Linked DNA regions of Mus musculus: region 2 is linked to region 1. A link is a contact called in ENCODE POLR2A ChIA-PET data. All regions are on one chromosome and are shown on one strand. Each heading gives the region's core, a stretch centred on a gene start or an enhancer-like site at or near the end of the contact. The rest is flanking DNA. Distances are from core to core; before and after follow the strand shown. Region 1 holds the start of AU015836 (expressed sequence AU015836). Region 2 holds the start of Zfx (zinc finger protein X-linked).

Region 1 (3,242 bases), core at 462-2,961:
TTCATTCAGATCACAGCCTCTTTTGGCTGCTTCCTCTGACAACAGTTTGGTTCCCATTTCTCCGGAATGCTACAACTGACTGTACTGAGTGAACCAGAGCCCCCAAACCAGGCCTTTTGAAACAGTAAATCAACAAACCAAAGTCCAGCCTCTCCTTTCCCTTAGGAAGGGACTGGTAGTCAAATGATCGGAATTCTACCTTCCAACTGCAGACACCCAAGAGCGTGGATGCACTGCAAACACGCAAACAAAACACAGCACAGCAGCCCCCACCCATATATTCCAGTGCCACTATCTGATCTCTGGCCTCTTCCAGTAGGAACGGCCTCACTCTAGCAATCTTAAGGAAGACGTTTTGGCCTCTACTTAATTTCCCAAAGAGACATAAAACCTACTAAAAGGGATACAATGGGTCAGCATAAATCGGCTTACTTACGAGAGACTTTTCTGAGTAACGGCTCTTGACTGTTGAGAAACTTCACATAATTTCAAAGTGGCAGAATCCAGGGCACTCAGAGAGGACAGTTCAGCAGTGGCCTAGTGTTGAGGGTAAGTTTCTGTATAATGTAGGTGCACACACACACCCCTCTTTTCTTCAGGGTCAGGCAAGCCGCCAAGACCTCGATCATCAAAGTAAGTTATTTTCTATATTACAGTGCATAAAACAAGAGAGGAAAGGATACTTTCATTGAGAGAGAGAGCAAGCGATCGAAAGGCAGGCGTTCATAGTGCAGAAAGTTCTGTGGCTAAGTAAATGGGCAGCAGCTGGGGCTTGTGGCCTTCAGGCGCTGAAGTACTGCAATTTGCCTCCAGAGGAGGCCTCAGCGGCGTCTGCTTCCTCCTTGGGTTTGGCTGGCTCCGCTGGCTCAGCTGGCTCCGCTGGCTCCTCTTCATCCTCCTCACCGAAATAGTTAGCCTCATAGAAAGCATCCTCATCCTCTTCGTCCTCTTCATCCTCTCCCTCCTCCTGGTAGTCAGCCTCGTAGTAGATTTCATCATCTTCGTCCTTATAATAGTTGTCTTCGTACTGGTAGTAGTCTTCATCGTCATAGTAGTCGTTATTGTTGTAATAGTTGTTCTCGTGATAGTAATCCTCCTCCTCCTCCTCCTCCTCCTCCTCATACTCCTCTACTTCGTAGTAATAGTCATCTTCATCTTCCTCCTCCTCCTCCTCCTCCTCTACCTCGGCATTCTCAAGCCCCTCGTAGTAGTAGTCATCGACATCATCGTCCTCTTCCTCCTCCTCCTCCTCCTCATCCTGCAGGGCCTCCTGGTAGATGTCCGAGTTGTCGTCCTCGCTCTCGCTCTCATTCTCTTCTTGAGGATAGATGTCTGGGTATTTCTGCATGCACTCCTTCAAGGCCTGGTACTCACTTGCACAATCGGACCCCTTGACTTCTTCGGTGCTGTGGTGGAAGCAGGAAAAGGCAGACTTGAAGTGTTCTCCACAGGGGCCGCTGGCCATTCCTCCAAGGCACGGGCAATTCCAGTTAATGCTGCCACTTGGCAGTATCAGTCCATACTCTGCATGGGGATCATTGGGCTCGTCAACCACCAGCTCGGCATTGCTGGGACTTTCGTGGTCTTCTTTGGTCACGAATACAACTTTATCTTTCTCTTCCTGCGGGCTGTAGGCCATGGTAGCTCCGGGTACTGCTTCGCAGTGCTGGTGCTCCCAACTAACAGCTTGCAGCTCTGAGCTCGAAATGCTGGAAGGCGTGGCGGTAGCTGATACACCTTCAGGCTGTGACCTCCCTCGCCCCTCCTCAGGCCTGGAGGGGCGGTTCTAAGGCCGGCACAGATCCGCCCCTTCAGGCCTGCTTGCTGCTGGCCTTCAGTATTTTTCAAAGGAAAACCTAACCTCCTGTTCTTTGGATGAGTACCCCTCAAAGGTCTACATGGAAAAGCTAGGTCCCCAGGGTGGTGCTACTTGCTGGGCAGTCCCTGTGGGGCTTTAAGCATCCCTTGTAGAAATTAGTGGACATCCTTAGGTAATTGAGGGTATACCTGTGAGGGGAATAAAGAGTCTAAAATCTCTCAGGCCCTTTGCATCCTGGATGATAATGTGTCTGATACTGCCTTCTATTCGTAGACTTGAATCTCCAGAACCATGAGCCAAAACAAAGCTCTCTTTACTTCCTAAGTACCCTGGATCAGGCATTTGGTTACAAAGCTCCACTTTTTTGAGGAAAAGTCTCACCCACTTTTCCTTCCTTACCTCTGCATCAGCTAATTGCAAACTTGGCTGAACATAGGGATCATCTGATGGCTTGCTAAAGTTAACATTCCCAAGTTCTCACCTGAACATTATTATTATTGAGTAGGCTGGCGTAGGTTCTTAGACTCTGTGATTTTTAAGATTCTCTTCCATAAATATAATCTGAACAATTTTCTAACTCTGAAATAAGGTGATTGTTGGTATGTTGTAAATTAAGGGAAATATGAATTATTTAATGTCAGTACAAAGGAAAATTAATATTTCCTTTTAATGATTTTTCTCCTGAGGGACAGACAACAATAAAAGATGGCAACCCTGCTTTATCAAAACACAGGCCTGAATTATTTTTATTTATTTATTTACTTTTTATTAGACATTTTCTTTATTTATTTACATTTCAAATGTTATCCCCTTTCCTGGTTTCCCCTCCGAAAATCCCCTATCCCTTCTGCTCTCCCCCTGCTCAACAATCCACCCACTTCTGCTTCCTGGTCCTGGCATTCCCTTATATTGGGGCATAGAGCCCTTCACAGGACCAAGGGCCTCTCCTCCCACTGATGACAGACTAGGCCATCCTCTGCTACATATGCAGATAGAGCCACGAGTCCCACCATGTGTTTTCTTTGGTTGGTGGTTTATTCCCTGGGAGCTCTGGGGGTTATTGGTTAGTTCATATTGTTGTTCCTTCTATGGGGCTGCTAACCCTATCAGCTCCTTGGGTAACAGGCCTGAATTATAACCCTGCATTTCTTATTTTGTTTGGTTATTGTTTTAAAATTAAACAGGTGGTCCTTAATGCTCCCTGGTCAGGGACACACCTTTTTATTTGTTAATTTTGCAAGTTGAATTCAGTTATAGCTTCCAGAATAGAAAATGAGTTGGCCACTGCCGGCACCCATCACAATGATGTTCAGTCATTCGGTCATTCTGTTGTTTAGTGGCTGGTAGTTTCCAGTGGGGGGTGGGGTGGGGTGGGGAATCACTGAATGCTCAGATGACCCAGGTGAAGCGCAGCTCAAACAAT
Region 2 (3,242 bases), core at 453-2,952, 150 kb before region 1:
CTGGGATTAAAGGCATGCGCCACCATTGCCCAGCGACTTTTTTTTTTTGATGGCAGGAAGCTAAAACCCCATAAGAAAATGACTGATTACTAGCTAGATCTACTAGATTTCTAGTAGATCTGAGCGGAAAATGAAGGAACACTTTACAGATTTATGCCATCTTCTCCCATTGTCCATGCTAATTTCTGTTCTTAGTATAGGTTCTACCTAAGAGAGCACACACACACACATACACACCACACCACACCACACACGCACGCGCGCTCACATTAAGTAGAGGCCCTTAGGTGTGTGTGTGTGTGTGACAGAATCTCACTGAATATACCACAGTCTGGCCTGAAACTTGCCAAAATCCTTTTTGGATTGTGGACATTACAGGTTTGAGTTATCATGCCTGTCTCCCTTTTAAAAACAATTTTATGATTGTAAGCTGATGAAACAATTTACATTCTTAGAATATGTTTAAAGACACCTCACCCCAGTTTGCAATTTGCTTTATCCTTTTTGTTCTTTAAAGATGTCTTAACTATGGGAAAACAGCTATCAACACTGTCTACCAATATGTCAAGCTGGGTGTCTGAGCACACGTCTGTGATCCCAGCACTTGGGAGGCCGAGGCAAGAAATTGGCTATATCCCGAAATATCCACTGTCTTATGTCCCCCAGTACACCACAAAAAGTTCTATCATGTTAGAGTCTACAGTAATGTACAAACTATATAGTTTAATGTTTTTCGGTGGTAGTGGCCCATGCCTTTAATCTTAGCGCTTGGGAGGCAGAGGCGGGTAGATCTCTTGAGTTCAGCCTTGTCTACAAAGTTAAGTTTCAGGACAGCTAGGACTACTCAGAGAAACCCTGTCTGGCAAAAAAAAAATGCCACATAGTGATCTGGATTGAGAAAAACACAAAACTCCTATTTTTAAGTTTATAAATATTTTGTTGAATCAGATACTTTCACTTCTTTATCTTCTTAAAGTTTAAGAGACTTAAGAATTTTATTTAAAAAAATCTCGATAATTGTAGAGTGTTATAGCATTATTACATACATAAAAGTTATGATCCATAGACTTCCAGTGTAACACACGTGTAGTTTCTATAGCACTAAAAATCTCTATTCTCTGCAGTGTGCTAAAGGCTTCAAAATGTACCTAACCCCCCCCCCCATAAAAAGAGACCAATTTGGCTTCCCGACAGAAAGCTTATTTATTAAAAAAAAAATTACCGGGTTTGGTTGTTATTCTAGGTACCCCCCCAACACTCTGCCTGCACCATTCAAATTGGCAAGGCCATTTTCATTTTGTTTCAAAGTTGTTTTTTTTTTTTTTTTTTTTTTTAAAGGGAAGGCAGGGGACGGCGAGGGTTGCTAAATTTATCTTCATCCCCAGGCACCGGGGATGAAAACACACACACACCGCACACACACACATTTACGGCGGGAGGGGGGTCTGCGGGCCTGCAAACAACTCGAGCCACCGCCTCAGGCCGGGACCCTCGCGGAGAGGCGGTAGGTGTCCCCGAAGGCCCCCGGGGGGTGGCCGCGGCCCACAAACATGGTGGGGGGTGGCCCGGGCCTCCCGCCTCTCGACGGTGTCGGTGGGCCACGGCCTCGTGCGGATTTTACAGCCGAGGCGGCGGCGGCGGCGCGTGTGTGGCGGCGGTGGCGGGCGGGAGCGCGGAGGTGGAAAGAAGGGGGGCGCTGTCACGGAAACTCGGGCCGCCGGAGACCCCGCCGCAGCGAGGCCACTGGGCTCCCCGGTTGCGGGGCGTGAAGGGCGCCAACCCGGGGCGTCAGCGGGACCCACCGGGCGGAGGAGGGGGCCCAGCTACCCTTCCGCATTTTCCTGGGTCTCTCTCCCCGGCGGTGACGTGACGTGCTGACGGCGGGCCCGTGCCGGGGAGCTGGGCCGCTTTTTGTCAGCTCCGAGCTCGGCCCCTCCTCCCTCCCTCCGCCCGCCCCACCAGCCGGAGCCCGGCCCAGTGCTCCAGAGAAAGGCCGGCCTGCAGCACCCGCCACCGTCGCCGACCGCCGCACGACCGTCCGGTGAGTCCGGGGCGCCACTGCGGCCGTAGGGCCTGGTGCGCGCGCGGCGGCCTGCTCTCGGCCTGCTCGGCGGCCCGCAAGGCGCCCTCCCGCGCTAGGCCGGGCGGCGTGGCGCGCGACGCCGAGCAGGCCCCGAGGAGGCCGCAGTTAGGCCCGGGGTGGCGCCCGGGCGCTCAGAACGGCGGTCGAGGCGCGTTCTGGAAACGGGCGGGGACCGGGGCAGTGCCGCCCGGCGGTTGGGGAGGCGGCTGAGGGGTCCCGGGTGGGCGACGTGGCCGACCCGGGGCACCGTGCGGGGGCGAGGCCTGGCGAGGAGGCTAAGGCTGCAGGCATGAGGTGAAGGCCGCAGGCCGGCCCGGCCGATTTTCGCTATGTAAATATCGGCGAGGGGGGGGGGAAGAGGGACGGGGGACAAGATGGCGGCCGGCCGGCGCCTGCTGCAGGCTACGACGGAGGGGGTTGCCGGGAGGGGGAGCCGCCATTTTGAAGGCGGCGTCTGAGGAGAAAATTCCGCTACAGCCCGTGAGGGGGGGTGTGAGAGCGGGCCGCGGCGGCGCTAGCTACGGGGACCGGAGCCCGGGCGCGGCGTCGAGTGTGCGCGCAGGGGCGTGTTCGCTCCCCATGGCGGCCATTGCCCTCGTCGCCATGATGAGCACTTGGATCCCAGGCGCTTGGCGGCAGCGCCACCTTCCTGCCCAGCCTCCCACAGCCCCGTGACTGGCTGCTGTTTCCGCTGTGTTTCAGTTGAGCTGCCGCAGGCGGCCATCGCGGCCGTCTTGGCGCTGGAGCCACCTCATCTGTATGGCCCCGGGGCTCCGAGCCTTTTCCCGGCGCTTTGCTGCCGCTTCAGGGTGATCTGCCGCGGTGGCAGTAGTGGAGCCGGAGACATTTTCTTAGGACTTTATTTTCTCAGAGGTAGATAGACGTGGCCGTTAGGGTGACCCTGGTGCGGTGCTTCTCCGCCAATCGTTGCTTTCACGACTCTGTGAATAAAGAAAGAAAAGTGATGGGAAAGTTCTCACCACTCTTTTGACCAATAGGGGGAAAAAGGCATCCTACGAAAGCGGAAGACTAGCATATCGGAGGGAAGTTTTTGTGTTCCTTTCTGTGGAAACAAGTTTCTTGGGAGGCTGCGTTTGAATTTTGGTATATATATTTATTTATTTAACTGAGGAAAATTAAAGGGCAGAAAGTTATTTTC

What was found. ChIA-PET counts read pairs that join two places held with the same protein, here RNA polymerase II (POLR2A).
Region 2: POLR2A ChIA-PET joins it to region 1 with 10 read pairs in embryonic stem cell. The contact joins the promoter of Zfx here to the promoter of AU015836 in region 1. POLR2A ChIA-PET finds 5 or more read pairs at or near these places in 2 of 5 experiments (Patski and embryonic stem cell).

The regions. Positions count from the first base shown.
Region 1 is chrX:93,967,125-93,970,366 of GRCm38, reverse strand. It overlaps AU015836 (expressed sequence AU015836), which reads right to left and starts at 1,711. Exons shown (of 3, transcript NR_028320.1): 1 at 437-1,711.
Region 2 is chrX:94,121,867-94,125,108 of GRCm38, reverse strand. Zfx (zinc finger protein X-linked) reads left to right here and starts at 1,702. Exons shown (of 9, transcript NM_001044386.1): 1 at 1,702-2,041.